Linked DNA regions of Homo sapiens: region 1 is linked to region 2. The links are chromatin loops, found by intact Hi-C in ENCODE. Cell type or tissue: GM12878. All regions are shown on one strand. Region 1 overlaps PIK3C3 (phosphatidylinositol 3-kinase catalytic subunit type 3). Region 2 holds the start of LINC00907 (long intergenic non-protein coding RNA 907).

Evidence for each region. Hi-C counts contacts between places; a loop is a spot of excess contacts. Peaks named below come from ENCODE experiments on the same cell type or tissue, not always from the same donor. Only the 100,000 strongest peaks of a DNase experiment are listed, where the experiment ranks them.
Region 1: a loop joins it to region 2, with 2.3 times the contacts of the local background. A loop is called at or near these places in 1 of 110 quality-filtered maps.

Annotation. Positions count from the first base shown.
Region 1 is chr18:42,025,493-42,030,492 of GRCh38, forward strand. PIK3C3 (phosphatidylinositol 3-kinase catalytic subunit type 3) reads left to right here. Exons shown (of 25, transcript NM_002647.4): 14 at 1,951-2,056; 15 at 3,833-3,949. Among named protein-coding and RNA genes, the nearest start is that of PIK3C3, 73 kb to the left of the region's middle. In GM12878, a CTCF peak has its summit at 2,938 (motif pointing right); a DNase peak (open chromatin) is centred at 669; H3K4me3 peaks cover 245 bases; H3K27ac peaks cover 1,491 bases.
Region 2 is chr18:42,185,686-42,190,685 of GRCh38, forward strand. LINC00907 (long intergenic non-protein coding RNA 907) reads left to right here and starts at 983. Exons shown (of 10, transcript NR_046174.2): 1 at 983-1,077. In GM12878, no CTCF peak of the experiment used is centred here; a DNase peak (open chromatin) is centred at 2,456.

The sequences.
Region 1 (5,000 bases), 160 kb before region 2:
CTATTTAAGTGATTCAAACATTTGTTTCCTGCCTGCCTTTTGAGAAAATTTGGAGTTTGTGAACCCTGCTACATGAGAATTCCTAGCCCAAATACCTTGGATATTGTTAGTACCTTCGATAGAGGTAGAAAAAATTCAATTTAATGTGATAAGTTTGGTTTTACATGTGTTCAGTTAGAAATGACAAACAGTGTCTTGAAAAGGGGATCTGGTCCTTGAAAATTAGAGTGCATGAATGTGAAAGCAGGTCATGTAATGGAATTCAAGATTAGACCTTAGATGTAAAAAATGAATATGTATTTATATTTGAAAATTATCAATAATGAGATAGTAGCTAAATCCACAAGAGTGGAATTATTCATTCAACAGTAATGTATTAATAATATGTTGAGCATCTATTATGAGCTAGACATGGACGTGCTGAAGATATAGTGGAGAACAAGACAGGTAAGCCCTCAGCTCTCATGAAGTTGACCATCTGAATGGCTGAATACAGAGTATACTCTCCCAGAAATAGTGGAAAGCATAATAATAAGCATCCGTGACTTGAGATTTGGGAAACATTGTCAGTTAAGAAGGTCGAAAAGTTTCACATGTGTTTTAAAGATAAAACAGTGTGAAAGTCAACTTAGTAAAATCAAAAAAGTCTGACCTGGGAGCCCAAAGTCCTGGGTTTCAATCTCAGTTTTACAATCAGTCATACCACCATAGACAAGACACAGCCCCTCTAAGTTTCACTATTGATGAAGCAAGCAAGTTGATTGAGATTGATGGTTTTCAAACTACACATCATCATGATCCACTGAAAGTAATTTAAAGTTTCACAGTCTAGCATTTGTATTTAAAGAAAAATGAAATAAACAGAATAGCAAATATTAACATATTGCTCACAGGATGTTGCTTTGTGAAACTTTTCCGTTTTATACATCTGTGTGCATATGTGGCTGTGTGTATCAAGCTGTGATACTTTTTTTTTTCTCTTTGAGAGATATCATCTCCCTTTGTTGCCCAAGCTGGAGTGCAATGGTATGATCATAGCTTACTGCAGCTTCACCTGGGCTCAAGCTATCTTCCCACCTCAGCCTCCTTAGTAGCTGGGACTATAGTCGGCGACACCACACTTGGCTTATATTTAATTTTTTTTTAAATGTAGAGGCTGGTCTCAAACTCCTGACCTCAAGTGATCCTCCTTCCTAGGCCTCCCAAAACACTGGGATTATAGGTGTGAGCCACCATGCCCAACCTGTTATTTGCTTTGGTTTGTTCCCAGTGGAACATTTAGAAACACTGGATTAGAAGACCTATAAAGTCTTATTCAGATCATTGCTTATATGATTTTTGTAATTGTATAAGCAGATGAGGGTTAAGAAGACATTTAAAATGTCTTTTACTCTTTAAAACCATAGTTTTTTAATTGGAAAGTTAAAGATTATGTATGGATCTTTGAAAAACGGGAAACTGGATGGGAAAGGAAAAATTACTTAAAATTTTATTCATCTTTTGAAAATATAAGTGACAAGAATAGCTTCAGAGAGGTTTTCAGAATAAGAGAGTCTTATGTAATACCAAAGTATTACACAGATTATGAAAATAATAGTTTTTGTTCTCGAGTTACTCAGTAAATATGTGAGCTTAGATGATTTCTGAGGATGTTAATACTCTACCTCATAAATAGGAGAAAATGCTTGTTTTGGTGGCAAAAGTTTTAGAAAATTTGGGATATTACACAAATTAAGGCATTACCACTCTTAGTTTACCTTTTATTGATGGTTGTATGTGTTCCTCTTTAAGTTTTCACTTTTAAAAGTGATGATAAAATGTGTTTTATTACTCCAATTTTATTATTTTTGCATATGTAAATTAATCTGTTTTAGTGAAATGATATGAGTATTTACAAACTGAATCTAAGTTTCATTTCACATCACATGAATGGCTCAAACTATTTTTAAGGTATGTGATAGTGGAATGTGAAGATCAAGATACTCAGCAGAGAGATCCAAAGACCCATGAGATGTACTTGAACGTAATGAGAAGATTCAGCCAAGCATTGTTGAAGGTAACCCTTAAATGTGAGGGTTGGCAAACTGCAGCACATGGGCCAAATTCAGCCTGTTGCCTGTTTAGGAACATCCCATGAGCTAAAAATGGTTTTATATATTTATTTTTATTTTTATTTTTTTGAGATGGAGGCTTGCTCTGTTACCCAGGCCGGAGTACAGTGGTGCCATCTCAGCTCACTGCAGCCTCTGCCTCCTGGGTTCAAGAGATTCTCCTGCCTCAGCCTCCCGAATAGCTGAGATTAAAGGCGCCCGCTACCATGCCCAGCTAATTTTTGTATTTTTAGTAGAGACGGGGTTTTGCCATGTTGGGCCAGGCTATTCTGGAACTCCTGACCTCAGGTGATGCACCTGCCTCGGCCTCCCAAAGTGCTGGCATTACAGGCGTGAGCCACTATACCTGGCCTGGTTTAGCGGTTGAAAAGAAATCAAAAGAAGAAGAAGAATTTGTGATACATGAAAATTATGTGAATTCAAATTTTAGTGTTCATAAATTTATTGGAATAGAATCATACTCATTTGTTTTTATATTGTCTATGGATACTTTTGTACTCAATAGGAGTTTAATAGTTGGAATGAAAACTGCATGGCCAAGAAGACCTAAAATATTTACTCTTTGACCCTTTACAGAAGTTTTCTTGATCCCTAATTTAATGAAATAAACCTGTGCATGGAATTAAAAAAAAGCTTTGCTTTTTTATTTTCCTTTCTATTGTGTATCTTTCTTATCAAGGCTATGTACATTTCCAGAAATCTGGCAATGGTCATATTGCAGATTCTTTTTATATAATGTATTTTTGCCTTTTCAACAGCTTTTAAAAGAGATTTATTTTTCCTGTGTTCGATTCTTAAAGCAGTGTCACAGTTTAGCCAGCAGAGGGTGCAAGGGCAGCGAAAAGAAAGCTACCACACATTAATCTGTGGCTTGCCGCAGAAATAGTCTATTTCATGGCATCTTTCATCTGTTTGATGTTTCATGCTTTTAAAAATTTAAATCACATCTTATTAAACACTTTGAGACTAAGCTTTTGTATTCGTTCCCAAAGCTTCTCAACATCAAACTGATTGGCAAATAAGCCTTTGGTCCTCTCCTCTAATCTCGTTTCTGTTACAGCCTTTGTCACCCTTGAAGACATTTCAGTTTCTTTAAGTTTAAATTGCCTCATCTTTGAAATGAGGTTGATAACATTTACCCAGCTTCCCTTACCAGGGTAATTGGGAAGATTAAATTAGAAATGTATTTTATAATATTTTATGAACTAGGAATCACTACATAGGACCGTATAGCATTTAGTTTTTATGACTTATATTTTAAGCACATATTGTGGTGCTATTTGAAGTTTTCTTTTTTTAAAAGTTGATTTTTAGTTCCTTGAAGATCTATATCTTTGTTTCTGCCATATACATGTATATATGTCTAGCACATTTCTGCATCATAAGCCATCGGATATTTATTGAATCAAATAATGAGTGAATGTATTTTAGGATGAATGAATTCTATCTTGTCACATGGTTTATGTGGGAAAAAAATGCGGTTGTAGATAGACCAGTATTTGCTGAAGACTCAGATAATTTTCGATTGTGGATGGATTAGTGGTGTTTAACTAAGATAAGAGGTTTCTTGTTATTTTTGAATCAAGATAATCTTTTTCAGTTTTGCTTTCTATTTAAGTTTATAACTGTGAGAAATATGAATAAGGATTATCCATGCTGTTAAAGAAATCCAGATCATTACGCAACATAGAACTAATTTTTTCTCACTTTGAACCCTTCAGGGTGATAAGTCTGTCAGAGTTATGCGTTCTTTGCTGGCTGCACAACAGACATTTGTAGATCGGTTGGTGCATCTAATGAAGGCAGTACAACGCGAAAGTGGAAATCGTAAGAAAAAGGTAAGCCTATGGTGTATGCTTTTGTTCCTAATAGCATCTTGGCATCAGAAAATACTGAATTTTCACTATTGTCTTTTTGGGTTGATACGTGAATTTTTTTTTTTTTTTTTTTTTTTTTTTTGACAATGTCTCACTCTGTCGCCCAGGTTGGAGTGCAGTGGCACGATCTCGGCTCACTGCAACCCCCACTTCCTGGGTTCAATCAATTCTCATGCCCCAGCCTCCCGAGTAGCTAGGATTACAGGTGCCCGCCACCATGCCCAGCTAATTTTTCTATTTTTAGTAGAGATGAGGTTTCACCATGTTGGTCAGGCTGGTCTCAAACTCCTGACCGTAGGTGATCCACCCGCCTCAACCTCCCAAAGTGCTGGGATTACAGGTGTGAGCCACTGCGCCCGGCCTATTGTGTGAACTTCTTACCATGAAATTATAGTAATAGGAATGTTTTATGAGTTTATATATATATTGATATGATATTTAATCTTCATAACAACCCTATAAGTTAGGACCTAATATTATCCCAATTGTGAGGAGAAGAAAGTAAAGAGAGGTCAAGTAATTTGTTTAATGTCATACAGCTAGTAAATATTGGAGTGGGGATTTGTACTCAGACATTCTTAGTCCATATTGTTATCCACAGTGCTTTACCACCTCTCATTTTAGAATCTTAGCAAATTAGAATATACAATATATTTGATATGGAAAGAATCTCTAGAGATCATTTAGACTAGAATTCTTCTGAGAAAACAAAAGTCCAGATTGACTTGCCCAAGGTTTCACAACTGGTTGTTAGTAAGTAGCTTTGTAACTGTTCTCTCCTGGCTAGTTCATCAGTCTGTCTCTCAACTATGAGGTTTCCACTTGATGGGTAGAAGTGAATGAGTAGATGAGTTCTTCACGTGACATTTTTTCTGATCAGTAGCCTAAATGATATGAAAGATTCGCTTGGTATCTTTTCCTAATTCCATTAGATAATTGGCAGGCCTTTCTTGGTGACCTTTGTAAAACAACACATTTTAGTGTTCCTTTGACTTTTAAAGGACAGCAGAAA
Region 2 (5,000 bases):
CTAATCCCTCTAATCAGAAGGTCAGCAGTTACCTGCAGCTTTTCCATCTGTCCTCCAGCTGAATGCTGCCATTTAGTAAATCAAAAATTGGTTACAAATTAGCAAAGCTGACTGGCTCAATGAAATCTAGCCTGGAGTCTTTGCTGGAAGGGGGGAAGTTTAAATATGGTTTGAAGGGAGATTTGAGGTGAACTCTATTTATCAAAGCCGTGGAGTAGCAGCATAAAAGATGAGAGATGTTCTCCTGGGTAAAAATGTCAAATCACATGGGAAATGGGAATATTTCACATGGTGATTACTGAATTTTACAATTGTTCGCAAATTGATTCAGCCCAGAAATCAACTGGGAAGTCTCCCACAGGTGTCTAGCACTCTGCAGGTATTAGCGTGATACAGGGTAAGTCTCAAAGTACAAAAAAAAACACACATGTGAAACAATTTGCAAACAATGAAGTGCTAACCTGTGTGGTGTGAATTACAGATGCATTAGGACACCAGAAAAGGAAGAAAAGACAGTGGCAGCTGAAGACATTTCAGGAATGCTTCACTGAGAACCTAAGTCTTGTTCTGGGCCATAAAGAAAAGGGGAGGGTGTGGTTTCTATACCAGAGATAAGAAAGGAGAAAATTGGACGTGGAGGAAAGATATGAGTACCAATCCGAGCGAACAAGGAAGAGTGAGTAAATCTGTCCAGCTGGAGTTGGAGGTACATTCTGGAAAATGGTGAGAGAGGCTGTGTAGGGTAGGGGGACACGGAAAGATGGGCCAAGACATTTGGAGCTGATATTTGATATGGTTTGGCTGTGCCCCCACCCAAATCTCATCTTAAATTGTAATCCCCATAATCCCCACGTGTCGAGGGAGGGACCCGGTGGGAAGTGATTGGATCATGGGGGCAGTTTTCCCCATGGAATTCTCGTGATAGTGAGTGAGTTCTCACGAGATCTCATGGTTTTACAAGCGTCTGGTATTTCACCTGATTGCACTTCTCTCTTCTGCCTCCTAGTGAAAAAGGTGCCTGCTTCTCCTTCTGCCATGATTATAAGTTTCCTGAGGCTTCCCCAGCCATGCGTAACTGTAAGTCAATTAAACCTCCTTTGTTTATAAATTACCCAGTCTCAGATAGTATCCTTATCGCAGTGTGAGAATGGACTAATACAATATTTAAATCAAAGGGACTCACTGATGTTTCTCAAAAATAATATAAGAGGAAAATATAGGTGGTGGTTTAGTGTCCATCTACCTGGCCCCTAGGGTTGAGCCTGGGAAGCCAGGCCAGGAAGGGTTAGCATAACCATCTAGGCATGATTTAATGGGACTGACCTGTGATAGTGAGGTGGAGAGAATAGGCAATGTGACAGTGAAAAATATAAATGAAAACCAACAGGACTCCATCACAACAGAAAGAGGACTTTCCAACCTGCAGGGGAGAAAAAGGTTGTGCCTCTGGCCATCAGGAGCATTAATTGTAATGTCTCCATTTCAGCCAAACTGCTGTGCACACACATGAAGCCTGGGCCCCCTTTAACAGCAAGGGGTCTGTTGTTCCCCTCCTTGTGCAGGTGGGTTCAGCTAGTCAAATCGAGGTCTTGATGTAGCCTGGGGCTGCCACTCTCTGTGGAGCCGGATGGGCCTGACGGGTAGACAGGTGCTGGTGGTGATATAGGAGCCTCGGTGGTCTGAGATTTAACAGTCCTGGCTTTCTGTGTTTCAGACTTTGGGGCTCCCTGGCCACTTGCACTAGGTTTAAGGCACAAATTTGAATTGTATGTGCTGAGAGCCAGGTGTAAAAGTTCTGGCAGTGATGAGCTTGAGTGTGGACCTAGCTGACCACCTAGCATTTGCATCTCAGAATAGCTGAGGGTTTCCTTTCTTATCATTTTACTGTACATAGTAACTCTTATTGAAGGTCTGAAGGGGCACTGAATTTTTTTCTTTTAGAATTTTCTGTATTTTATGTCAGAAACGATATGCTAAACTATGATTTGTAAATCTAGGTAATAATAAACATCTCTGAACATATTCATGAATATGAAAGAAGCAGTAGAATCATGTTGGGGCCTGAGCCTGTTCAGTCTAGGTGTTGCCAAGATGTGTGGGAGGGGAGATGTGGGAAGAGGCAGGGCAGATGGCAGTCAGGGATGCAAGGTCAGGAATTCTACTAAGCTGGAGAGTGGGCAGGCAGCTTAGGAGAATGGTAAATCAAGAGGAAGAGAGTTTCTTTGCCTGCAGCTGTAGGTCTAGAGCTACCTTTTATGGCAGCGTTCACTCATATAGGTAAGATAAGTGAGGGGCCAGCAACGGCTCCTTTGGAGCCAAGATTGGGCCCCTGCCATTGATGAGTTTTCTGAGCTAGTGACAGAGGCAGTTCTTCTTTCTCAATGTGGCCTGGGGTTTTTGAGGCTGTCAGAGAGAAACTGAATTCTTAAATCCCCAGGGCCATCACTGTCTTATTTGGTCCCTGCAGCTGGGGCTGAAGGCTCTGAAATGGGGCATGTAACTAGGGCTCCTATTCCCCTTAGCAGTCATTTTCACACTTGCAAAAAATGATGTATTTTCTCAGGCGGGTATGTGGCTGCCAGTAGCAGCCTTCAGCTAAATGAAAGCATTTTCTTGGTCTCTGGGGAACCAGATGCTGACAGATGGACTTCCAGGATTTAAAATTTCCTAGGTTTGTTATTTGAACCTAACAAAAGAGAAAAATCCATCCTGGATACAATTAGAGCATTTTTTTCTTTGTCTTACCCTCCCACCCCCAGTGAAATAGAGAAACATGAAGGACATACTTTTTAGTGCTGTTATTGGTCATTTTAAGCTCAGTGTGGGTGAAATGATATCTGATAACAAATAAGAAGTTTGTGTGTGTCCTTTCAGCTCTCCGAAAAGGTTATAATGTCATGAGTATACTCTGTGCAAGAAGGAAATTCTCAGTATATTCAAATAAAGGACAATTTTACTGTGATACATCATGCAGTTAGGCTTCTGTGCAGGCTAGAAGCTCCCAGAGGAAAGCAGTTTCCGAGCAACTACCACTGACTGGGAAGGGCACTTTGACCCTGAGGGGTATAGCAGAAGAGTGTACACATTTTCATTATACAGCTTCATAAACAGGGTGTCTTTCCTATAGGTATGTGGTAATCAGTTGTGAGCTGTGTCCTCCCAATCTTGTTACTAATAAAAACTGGTATACTTTTAAAATTAACTTTGTTGACTTATATTTGCCTACAGTAAAATTTACTAATTTTATAAGTGCAATTCGATGAGTTTTGACAAATGTGTACAGTCTTGTAATCTCTACCATAACCAAGATTTAGACTATTTCCATCACCCTAAAATGTTCCCCTTTGCCATTTTATAATCAATCTCCTCCATTCCCTCTACTCTGTGGCAACCACTGTTCTGATTTCTATCACCATAGTTTTGTCTTTGTTTCCCCTTTACTGTGTTTCTGAACTTACCTTCTAGGTAATTACCACACTGTTTCTATAACTATACTGATATTACTTATCCCGTTTTTGCCAAGTCTTTGACTTTAGAACCACTAAGTCTCTTTAAAGTAACTTGTAGGTTTCCACTTTGATCCATAACATGTGATCCATACATGATTGTAGTTTAATTCTCATTTCCTCCCCACTCCCCAGTTTCTTAGTTGAGGGTACCTCATTGTCACCTTTATTTATACTTCAAAAGTTGTGAAAGGAGATCATACATATGCTGGGAGGCAGGGTGGGGTCAAGAGGAGGGGAAAACTAGCAAGAGGCTGAGTGGAGAAGTAAGTGTGGCCTCACAAGAGGGGCGAGCATCACTGATGGAGCAGATCCTGGAGGAAGGAAGATGGAATATGCTATTGGCCTGTTGACAATTGGTGGGTGGGTAAGGGATGTGATAAAGACACATCTTCCTAGACAGCAACTCAGGATAGATAGATATTGTCAACAGGTTAACCTGGAGGTGAAGAAAATGCCAGCAAGTCATGTGATGACAATGACTAGAATGGATAGTCAGGGATGCTAAGGAGTGTGCTGGAGGTTTACAGATACTGGAGTAGATGTAGCACAGCAATGGCTTAGTTTAAAGAAATAAATTGCTAAGGGGTATAGCAGATCAGTCAGAGTTGTGGGAGAAGCTATAGGGAAAGGAACAGGCCTTCTGAAAGGTTGGAAGGCTCTGCATAGCTTTAGAGGAGAATAAGCTGAAGGCAGCTGTTCTCTGACCTTGATGCAGAGGGTGAAGAAATAGGTACAAGGGTGTGTAGGGGAATTTATCTTAAATAGGCTTGTTTACTTATGTTGTCTGGAAACTGACGTTTGATCATCTGCATGCGTGACTGCTCCCTGAAAGGGGGAACAATAATGTTAATTACCTGCAGATTGTGTTTGCTCCAGGCTTTAGACATTATGTCTGTACTGAATAAAAGCAAGCAGCTCCAGCTGTTCAGGACGACTCACTCTTCTGCCACTAGTGCTGGGCAGTCCCCTAGCTGCTCTTACACTGCATACCTGTGTCTGAGTACTCCTTTCATCCCTCACTTGGCCAGGGTCTATGGGACAGACCTGGCAAAGGGGCATTCAGGGGACAGTTGCTCCTTTAGGTACCACTTGGGTACCATTTTCTGTGGGTGCTTCTTTGGTCAGGTGGATCCTTAGTCCTGCTCAAATAAATTTTTTATTAAAATTTTTTCACACCTAAGGAAAAGTTTCCAGAATATTACATTGTACTCCCATATTCCTTCACTTAAATGCAATCCGTTGTTAACATCTTGCCACATTTGCTTTATCTCTTTCTCTTTTACATAAAACATCCACAATATTTATTCTCATAACTATTATAATCTTGATGATTATTATATTATTATCATCTTGCTCTACCATTTGAGAGTAATTTGCAGAGGTCACGACTCTTCATCCCTTCAGCATACAGCTCATAAGAACACAAACCTTTTCTTTTTTTTTTTTGCTTACATAACCACACAGTAAAATTCATCAAATTAAAAAAATTAA